2 separate regions of the Homo sapiens genome follow, and region 1 is linked to region 2. The links are chromatin loops, found by intact Hi-C in ENCODE. Cell type or tissue: A673. All regions are shown on one strand. Each heading gives the region's core, and the rest is flanking DNA. Links, peaks and the distances in the headings are about the cores only.

The links. A loop is a pair of places that touch in the nucleus more often than their neighbours do. Peaks named below come from ENCODE experiments on the same cell type or tissue, not always from the same donor. Only the 100,000 strongest peaks of a DNase experiment are listed, where the experiment ranks them.
Region 1: it touches region 2 in a loop (9-fold over the local background); 2 of 110 quality-filtered maps call a loop at or near these places.

Annotation. Positions count from the first base shown.
Region 1 is chr3:163,054,523-163,059,914 of GRCh38, forward strand. No RefSeq gene overlaps it. Among named protein-coding and RNA genes, the nearest start is that of LINC01192, 250 kb to the right of the region's middle. In A673, for the core only: a CTCF peak has its summit at 2,551 (motif pointing right); a DNase peak (open chromatin) is centred at 2,559; H3K27ac peaks cover 2,858 bases.
Region 2 is chr3:163,466,242-163,471,633 of GRCh38, forward strand. It overlaps the pseudogene RNU7-82P. Among named protein-coding and RNA genes, the nearest start is that of LINC01192, 170 kb to the left of the region's middle. In A673, for the core only: no CTCF peak of the experiment used is centred there; DNase peaks (open chromatin) are centred at 2,610, 2,910 and 3,640; H3K27ac peaks cover 3,741 bases.

The sequences.
Region 1 (5,392 bases), core at 301-5,300, 410 kb before region 2:
TTGAGGAGGTGATTGTCTGTTAGCCAGAGACTTCCCTTAGATGGCAGCAGTCCTGCTATCCTGTGTGGGGTGCAAACAGTTAAGTTATTCCCCATGGTTAACCCACTGGCTGTTGAGCTGGACCTTGAGCCTTAATCAAATCTCCCAGGCCTATTTCCTTCCTTTCTGATATATAGAGATCAAATACCTTCCCTATAGGAAGACTGAGGGCTGATGCTTTAAGTAAGACTTGCTTTAGCTGGTTAAGGGCTTTTGAGTTTTAGGTTGCCAAGTTATGGAGTGAGTTCTAGCTGCTTGAGTTTCTTTTATGAGGTGGCATAAAGGATGAGTTATTTCACCATACTGAGGTATCCACGATCTACAAAAACCTGTGATGCCCCCATATTTTCCTAGCTGTTTGAGGGTTTGGGGAAGGGGAAAGGAGGAAATAGGCTGAATCTTTTCCTCGTCTAATGCTCTGGTTCCTTCTGACAAGACAAGACCTAGGTATCTAACCGAAGTTTGCCAGAGCTGAGTTTTAGATTTGGAAATTTTTTATCCTTTACATACTAGAAAATTAAGAAGAACCTCAGTGCCTTCTTGAGAAACCCCCTCAGTTGGGGCACAGAAGGGAGTGTTTTTACATAGTGCAAAATATTAAATTGAGGGTGAATAAAACTAGAAAGATCTTTGGACAGGGCCTGTTTCAGCAACTTTCTTCTGATATCAGGAGCTGCCTGAATAATGAAGTTGTTTTCTATTAAATTGGGAGACAAGTAGGTGTGTCTTACTAAAGCTTCTCTCAGCCTTTCCAAAAAGGCAGTGGAATTTTCATCTGGTTTCTGGTTCAACAAGGACAGTTTAGATTAATTAAGAGGTTTGCTTAATTTGCTGGTTCTTCTTATTTTTTGCAAGACTTTTAATAGGCACATTAGAAAGTGGGGTTTTTTTCACTTATTTATGGGGTCACTAGGGCCCCAGTTAGGGTATTCAAGGTGCACTGACTCTCTTCCTATTGGGAATGAGGATTCTGTCTGTCTTTATTATTTTACCCTGTTTCCCCTTTTGACTGAGTTTCTTTTTTGACTGCCTATTATTCATCTTTGAATATCTTTGCTGCCTGTAGGTTTTCTTGTTTCCCTGAAACAGGGTTTGGCTTAAAAGTAGTATACCAACTCTTAATGTAAGATTCAACACTTGGGTTAAATTTTGAAAGGCATATATATACATATATACACGTGTATATATACATATACATGTGTATATATACATATATACATATATATGATATATATAATATATATATATCAGAGTTATTAGAGAACTTGTCTAGATTCTCCTTTGTCTAAGGTGCTGTAATGAGAAGGGAACTTGGAATCTAGTGGCACCATGTTCATTGGGCATTTCCTGGAGGGGCAAAGGCAAAATTGGGAATTTTTTGAGTGGCACAACCAGAAGAGCTAATGATTTGGCTATTGGGATTCCCAAATAAATGGAGCAGGTAGAGCACCCAGATATTGCATTTAAGCATTCCCCAAGGATGCGTCTGTCTTTGGGGAATTATCCTTTGTAGGCTTTCCTGACACGGCTGCCAAGAGGTAAGGGTTAATTTTACAATGCTTGCAAGGATCTGGGTTGTCTTGCAGGGTAAAGAAATATCTAGTTGTTGGATACTACTGAATTTAATGCATCCCTAAGAAGGCTAGGCCTTCTCATTGTAAGATGGCCATGCCCTTGTGCAATAGAATATAAGCTGTTTTCTTTTTAGAGTCTTAGGGTCAAAGATGTTTCCAGTTATTCAAAATGCACTCGAGGGGTGTACAGACTGCAGATAGTTTGTTACCCATCTAGAAAGTGGGGGGAGACAAGGCATCCCTCAGTTGCCTTCCTCCCTTTTGTGTGACACAGGGTGCAGGAAAAGAGAGAAATGGTGTCCCCCTTCTCCTCCTTTCTGCTCTCCTCTGAGTCCTGGCGACCATTATAGGTGCCACCCCATGGTTACAAGAGTGACCTTTACCCATGGTCCTGGAAAAGCTAGTCAGCAGAATGTGGTCACACTTACCTGCTTAAAACTTTAGCCTTCCACCATGCTGGATTCCTAGACTCACTCAGCCCAAAAGATACCAGAGGTGCCCCAGAGGTCTGGGAGAAATTATATAGTAGTTGGATTTGGAAAAGACCCTTTAATGGAGGGAGTTTTTTAAAACTATCTTTAACTTCCCTTGCTATGGCCGCATTAAAAAATTGAAATCCCACAGAATGGGACTGATTAACTTCTAAACATAAAATTAATTTTTTGTTTAAATTCCAATGTAATTGATTGCAAAACAGGTGCCTTAAAAGAGTATGAAAATTGAATAGCTGCCCCTATTTTGATGGGGACATTATTGAAGCTAAGATCTGTCTTATCAGGATAGCTTCCTCCTGGCTGTGGAGAGTGAAGTTTTTTTTCTGTTTACAAATAGGACATGTGGCCTGATAACTGAGAGAAGGATGCAGAAGAAAAAAGAATTGAGTAACCAGAGGTTTGGGGCAGAGGTCTAACAAGGCTCTCCGTGGAAAAAAATCCATTTCCACTAGGTGGCGGTGTAGGGTTAGAATGTTAGGTAAAAACAGACTCCAAATTCTTTTCATGCAAAATTTAGGAAAAGAGGTTTAGGGTTTGATAGGCTGCCCCTATAGAATTCCCCCCAGCATAATAAAATTAACTTGTCTCCCAAAAGAACTATTTAAATTCACTGGACAATGCTAAGCTCTTATATAAAGGAAAATACAACCCAAATGGAGAGGAGAATATACACTTAGGGTGAAGTTTGCTCCCATAGGGTGCCATGAATATCTATTATTGAGGGAGAGAAGGGACCTTACCAGGTGAAAATTTAGACTGAAATCTTGATTTTGCCCAGTTTCTAGGAAGTTACAGAAACAACAACCCTTTGTATTACATTCCTGATTGCTAAGACACAGACTAACTCCACCCAACAAGATTCTATCTCTAGTTTGCAAAAACACCTGCAACATTGTACGTAAAAAAAGGATAGGGCCGAGTGTGGTGGCTCACACCTGTAATCCCAAGATTTTGGGAGGCCAAGGCAAGCTGGTCACCTGAGGTCACGGTTCAAGACCAGCCTGGCCAACATGGCAAAACCCCATCTCGATCAAAAGTACAAAAATTAGCGAGGCATGGGGGCTGGACTGGCATCTGTAATCCCAGCTATTCAGGGGGCTGAGACAGGAGAATAGCTTGAATCTGGGAGGCAGAGGTTGCAGTGAGCTGAGATCATGCTGCTGCACTCCAGCCTGGGCCACAAGAGCGAGACTCCATCTCAAACAAACAAACAAACAAACAGGCATAGGAGATATGATATCTGGGAGAAGAAAGAAGGAAAATGCAATAGGAAACTACTGGAAGTCCTTGTGCTGACATCCTGATGGGTCATCAGTGACTGGACTTAGTCTAAGGACATTCAGATAACACTGAGGGGTAGCCCCAGCCAGAAATCTTCAGTTACTCTAGGACATCCTTCCAACCCCACACAATGGCTAGGTCCTCCATGAAAGGAAACAAGATTGAAATAAACAAGAATCCTCAGAAATTAAAGTAAAGGGTTAAAGTTAAACATTCACTCTTGATGAATTCCCTTCTGATGAATTCCCTTCTTCCTGGCCCATTCACCAAGATGTAGCGCCTGGAGTTGTTTGTCCTACTGCCAAAAAAATTAAGGAGCACAGACATAAAAGTGAAGTTGGAGTGAAAGTTTAATAAGCAAAAGAAGAAAGTTCTTTGCCAGCAGAGAGTGGGTCCCAAACGGGAGTACTCCCTATGAGGCTGGAGTCCAGGGTTTTTATGGACCGGGAAAGGGAAGAAATTTGGCCATGAGCTGTCTGGAGAATGCATCGCTAAGTTTGGCCCAAGGCCTTGGCCCAGGACCAATCAGGGGCTGAAGTGATGATTCATAAGGGCTGGACTTACAGTCCAACAAAGGAAAACAGAGCGCCCACCAGAACCCACTGGAACCCACTGTGCCCATGCCCACAAATGCAGAAGAAACTTTTCCTGGGAGCCCACTGACTATACAAAAGACAAAGGCATTTCTAGGCCAGGCCTTGTTCCTTTATCTGAGTGAGCTGGAGATTTGTGCAAGTTTTTATCCAAATGGATTGGAGGATTTCTGTGTAGCCGTGGGCATGTCTTCCAGCACAACAGCCTGTGCTAGTTCCCTTATCGATGCTACAGCTCGAATTTTTCCTCAGGCTGCTTATTATGTTACGTGAGGATGAGGCACTGAGCAATGGGCTGCGATTTCCCGAGGACCCTTCCCTTGCTGTCCACCTAAGGCAAACTAACCAACTCCTTTCAATATTATATGAATGCTGCCTAACAACTTTCAAAGCACTTTCCTGCATATCCCAGAAATCTAGTACTGTTAAAGCAATATAATTTTCATTCAGATTTTTTTTATATTTACCAATGTGAAAACATAGTAGAAATATATATGTCTTGTAAATTTAGCTTGCTAAAAAAGAGACTTTTATAACTTTAAGGTGATAATGGAAGGAGTTTGAACAAGTATTATTTTTTAAACACATAATGAGTCACTGCTATATTTTACAGACCATCTGAAAGACTAACTTAGATAAGAAGCATTAGCCAATTTTACTGTAAAATAATGGTTATTTTTACATTAGTTAGTGTGTCTGCATAACATTATAAGTCTCCCCTATAGATCACAAAAATATTCCTAAAAATATGTGATAACCTGAAGTAAAACAAGAGAACAGCTTTTCTAATGTCCCTATTTTATCTGATATATAAGAGTCATCCAAGGAAAATAGAACACATTCATATATTTAGATTCTGGATAATTAGAAAATATTATAAATAACCACATTGTTTAATACAAGTGTATGATTTGTTTATGTATTATCAGTAATAAATGTACAAAATTTCACACTTAACCATAACTCCAGAGCTACTGCTGTACTGCAAATAATTATAAAAAAGAAATAGCCCTAAGAGATTATGGTTCATGAAAAGAGATGCAAACAGAAGTTAATCTATAATATCATACATGTGAATTAACATATTTTATAAATATTGATTTCACTAACTGGGAATGCATAATAATTCTGATTATTTTTTAAAAAATTAATTTTATCTTTGGTTTGCTTAAAGAAAATCGGTTCGGGAATTTCTCCTTCTACCCTAAATAAAGTAATAGGATTTATATCTTCCCTCTCAACTAAAACAACCAAAAAAGGTAACAGACAAAGTGCGTAAAACAGTTGTCAAAACACTGGACTCAGAAAATGAAGGCAGTGATATATGAGAGAAAAAAAAAAAAAGAAAAGCAAGGTCAAACTTACAACCTTACAATTAATCTTTCTTACTGCTTTGAGATAATTTTCAGCC
Region 2 (5,392 bases), core at 310-5,309:
TCACTGCAAGCTCTGCCTCCTGGGTTCACACCATTCTCCTGCCTCTGCCTCCCAAGTAGCTGGGACTACAGGCGTCCACCATCACGCCCGGCTAATTTTTTTGTATTTTTAGTAGAGACGGGGTTTCACCATGGTCTCGATCTCCTGACCTCGTGATCCGCCCACCTCGGCCTCCCAAAGTGCTGGGATTACAGGCGTGAGCCACCATGCCCGGCTCAAATCTTTTGTCGATTTTTATCAGATTATTATATATTTTTTTCCTATAGAGTTGTTTGAGCTCCTTATATATTCTGGTTATTAATTCCTTGTCAGATGGGTAGTTTGCATATATTTTCTCCCATTCTGTGCATTGTCTCTTCATTTTGTTGATCATTTCCTGTGCTTTATGAGAAGAGAGTGAAAGTATTCTAGAATGAATACAAGGAGACGAGTATGAAAAATTAAATTACCATGAGTACAAAGAAAGGACAGCATTCCACACACACCAATTGTGGAAAAGAAATGTGGGCCTGAAGAACAACCTGTAAGTTTGATAACATTAAATAGCAACAAAATCTCCTTATTTCATATTTACTTGTATGGTATATATCTATAGTCTTGGGTTTGGTAAATATTCTCCTAATTGATGACATACACATTAAAGTGAAATATTTATAAGAAAAAAATCAAATTTTTATTTGAACATTATATTTTAACATGAAAGCCAAATAAAAAGTATTAAAAGCAAAAGATATAACATAATATATAATGTCCTCTAAGTAACTTTCAAATATTAAAAAAAGATACTTTGAAACTTTTAAAAAAGGTTTTATGCTAAACTTTTTAAAGAGGTATTATTTTATCATTTATGTTTTCAAAATTTTTTCAAAATATTTCTCAGTTTTATATTTGTACTTTGTTTTTTTGATGTTTAATATCATGTTTATTTTTTTATTTATTTATTTTTATTATTATTGTACTTTAAGTTTTAGGGTACATGTGCACAATGTGCAGGTTAGTTACATATGTATACATGTGCCATGCTGGTGCGCTGCACCCACTAACTCGTCATCGAGCATTAGGTATATCTCCCAAAGCTATCCCTCCCCCCTCCCCTGACCCCACAACAGTCCCCAGAGTGTGATGTTCCCCTTCCTGTGTCCATGTGTTCTCACTGTTCAATCCCCACCTATGAGTGAGAATATGCGGTGTTTGGTTTTTTGTTCTTGCGATAGTTTACTGAGAATGATGATTTCCAATTTCATCCATGTCCCTACAAAGGACATGAACTCATCATTTTTTATGGCTGCATAGTATTCCATGGTGTATATGTGCCACATTTTCTTAATCCAGTCTATCATTATTGGACATTTGGGTTGGTTCCAAGTCTTTGCTATTGTGAATAATGCCACAATAAACATACGTGTGCATGTGTCTTTATAGCAGCATGATTTATAGTCCTTTGGGTATATACCCAGTAATGGGATGGCTGGGTCAAATGGTATTTCTGTTTCTAGATCCCTGAGGAATCGCCACACTGACTTTCACAATGGTTGAACTAGTTTACAGTCCCACCAACAGTGCAAAAGTGTTCCTATTTCTCCATACTCTCTCCAGCACCTGTTGTTTCCTGACTTCAAACTATACTACAAGGCTACAGTAACCGAAACAGCATGGTACTGATACCAAAACAGAGATATAGATCAATGGAACAGAACAGAGCCCTCAGAAATAACGCTGCATATCTACAACTATCTGATCTTTGACAAACCTGACAAAAACAAGAAATGGGGAAAGGATTCCCTATTTAATAAATGGTGCTGGGAAAACTGGCTAGCCATATGTAGAAAGCTGAAACTGGATCCCTTCCTTACACCTTATACAAAAATCAATTCAAGATGGATTAAAGACTTAAATGTTAGACCTAAAACCATAAAAACCCTAGAAGAAAACCTAGGCATTACCATTCAGGACATAGGCATGGGCAAGGACTTCCATGTCTAAAACACCAAAAGCAATGGCAACAAAAGACAAAATTGACAAATGGGATCTAATTAAACTAAAGAGCTTCTGCACAGCAGAAGAAACCACCAACAGAGTGAACAGGCAACCTACAAAATAGGAGAAAATTTTCGCAACCTACTCATCTGACAAAGGGCTAATATCTAGAATCCACAATGAACTCAAACAAATTTACAAGAAAAAAAACAAACAACCCCATCAAAAAGTGGGTGAAGGACATGAACAGACACTTCTCAAAAGAAGACATTTATGCAGCCAAAAAACACATGAAAAAATGCTCATCATCACTGGCCATCAGAGAAATGCAAATCAAAACCACAATGAGATACCATCTCACACCAGTTAGAATGGCAATCATTATATTTGTACTTTGTAAGTTTATGAAGACACAGTCAAGATTCCAGAGCAAATGATTATTAACAGATCACTAATCTTAAAATGATGAGCTATATTTTACAGAGATTGGAAGCAAATAATCTTCCTAGTTGATATTGACCACAATTCCTTCAGTTTTTGTTCCAATTATGAATCAGCTTTTCAAACAACCCCCAAGAGAAAGAAAGAAACGAGAGAGAGAGGAAGGAAGGAAGGAAGGAAGGAAGGAAGGAAGGAAGGAAGGAAGGAAGGAAGGAAGGAAGACACCAATTTCTCCAAGACACTAAACTGTTGATTTCTGGTGCTTAAATTGCCACAAAATTTGCAACAGAAAGCTACTAATACAATATATCTCTGGTCAATATGTATCACAGGCAGATGTTTTCACTCCTACCTCTCAACCAAAAAAAATAAAAAAGAAAAGAAAGAAAGAATAAAAAACACAGATGCCAGAACCTGTTTTACCATGTGTGATGAGGTAACTAGAAATTTGTTCCGCTTTCATTTTCAAAGTGTTATTTTCTATTTTTCTCTATGTGACCCAGTTGGATCTGGTCGCTTTCTGGTTGACTTTCAAAATGCAGTGATTTATCTCACTATAACATTTGTCTTAGCCAATTACATTCTTTTTGGTAGGAAGTCATGGACTTGAGCGTCAATAATTGCTTTGAAGAAGTCACAGATGAGAGAGAAATGAGAGGGAATAAAACACCCTCATTGTGAACAAACTATGTGGACCTCAGCCATAAATTTGCAGAAGAATTGTCCACAAGGTAAGGATAAGCATCATATAAATTATTTTGTTGAAATAAAAACCATTCTGAAAAGCTTCTTATGTATATAATTTCCTCATAAATATTTGCTTAATTAAATTGACCAGAAGGTAAACATAGTGTCTGGAAGACATTTAAAAAATATTCATGCAACACATTAAAATAAATAGAAATTTTAGGAAACTTGGGACTAGTTATGCTATTTGTCATAATGAACTTACTTTAAAATTTATCAAAAGTTTTTTTTCTCATTAAATCTGGAAATTAAGCAGGCACACAATGATGTAAGGAATAATGAACATTATCAAAATATGGATTCAACTCTTCTTTACACAGCAAAACATTCAATTTAAAGATAAATCTCACAGAGACTTATACTGAAAAAAAAATGTGCTTTGCAACAGAAAAAAATTAAAAAAAGAAAGCTAGTCCAAATATGGGCTAGTCTGACGCTGATGCTATTGTGGAGCATTTTATATTAGGATTCAATGTGGCTAGTCATGCCAACCTTAATACATGCAAAGCTGTTATAAATCAGGAAGCCATCTAAACTCTAGGAAAGAAAAAAGTACACCTCAGCTATAGTTAAAATGTTCTTAGGATTCTGTTTGCATGTTTACCTCTCTAAATTTGAAAATGCTAGATAGTCTTTATTGGACCCATATATGAGCTGAACCACTCATCTGTGCATATAGCTCACAGCCTATATTTCTATATTCCAGAAATGGTTCCTGGTAGACATTTCTTCGGGGGTCTATAACGTTTGACCCTCAAAGAACATTTGGTTGTGTCTACCTTTTATTTTTTCTCCATGCGGGATTTTCTGGTGAAAACTGGAAAACCTACTAGACAAATTGTAAAAGAGCTATAACACTTGGGCTGTGTCTCTTTGATCAGTCTGCTTCTAGGGCACTTATTTCAAGACTTTGAAATAGAGGAATCTGGTGTATAGAATTGCTTGTGACTTTTGCACATTGGTTTTGTATCCTGAGACTTCGCTGAAGTTCCTTATCAGCTTACAAGATTTTGGGCTGAGACAATGGGGTTTTCTAAATATACAATCATGTCATCTGCAAACAGAGACAATTTGACTCCCTCTCTTCCTACTTGAATACACTTCATTTCTTTTTCTTGCCTGATTTCCCTGGCCAGAACTTCCAATACTGTGTTGAATAGGAGTGGTGAGAGAGGACATCCTTGTCTTGGGCTGCTTTTCAAAGGGAATGCTTCCAGCTTTTGCCCATTAAGTATAATATTGGCTATAAGTTTGTCATAAATAGCTCTTATTATTTTGAGATATGTTCCATCAATACCTAGTTTATTGAGAATTTTTAACATGAAGCAATGCTGAATTTTATCAAAGGTCTTTTTTGCATCTATTGAGATAATCATGATTTTTTTCTTTTTTTTTTTTTTGGAACACAACCATAACTTTTTGTTTATTGCTTACATATTTCTTTTTTTATTATACTTTAAGTTTTAGGGTACATGTGCACATTGTGCAGGTTAGTTACATATGTATACATGTGCCATGCTGGCGCGCTGCACCAACTCGTCATCTAGCATTAGGTATATCTCCCAATGCTATCCCTCCCCCCTCCCCCCACCCCACAACAGTCCCCAGAGTGTGATATTCCCCTTCCTGTGTCCATGTGATCTCATTGTTCAATTCCCACCTATGAGTGAGAATATGCGGTGTTTGGTTTTTTGTTCTTGCGATAGTTTACTGAGAATGATGATTTCCAATTTCATCCATGTCCCTAAAAAGGACACGAACTCATCATTTTTTATGGCTGCCTAGTATTCCATGGTGTATATGTGCCACATTTTCTTAATCCAGTCTATCATTGTTGGACATTTGGGTTGGTTCCAAGTCTTTGCTATTGTGAATAGTCCCACAATAAACATACGTGTGCATGTGTCTTTCCAGCAGCATGATTTATAGTCCTTTGGGTATATACCCAGTAATGGGATGGCTGGGTCAAATGGTATTTCTAGTTCTAGATCCCTGTGGAATCGCCACACTGACTTCCACAATGGTTGAACTAGTTTACAGTCCCACCAACAGTGTAAAAGTGTTCCTATTTCTCCACATCCTCTCCAGCACCTGTTGTTTCCTGACTTTTTAATGATTGCCATTCTAACTGGTGTGAGATGGTATCTCATTGTGGTTTTGATTTGCATTTCTCTGATGGCCAGTGATAATGAGCATTTTTTCATGTGTTTTTTGGCTGCATAAATGT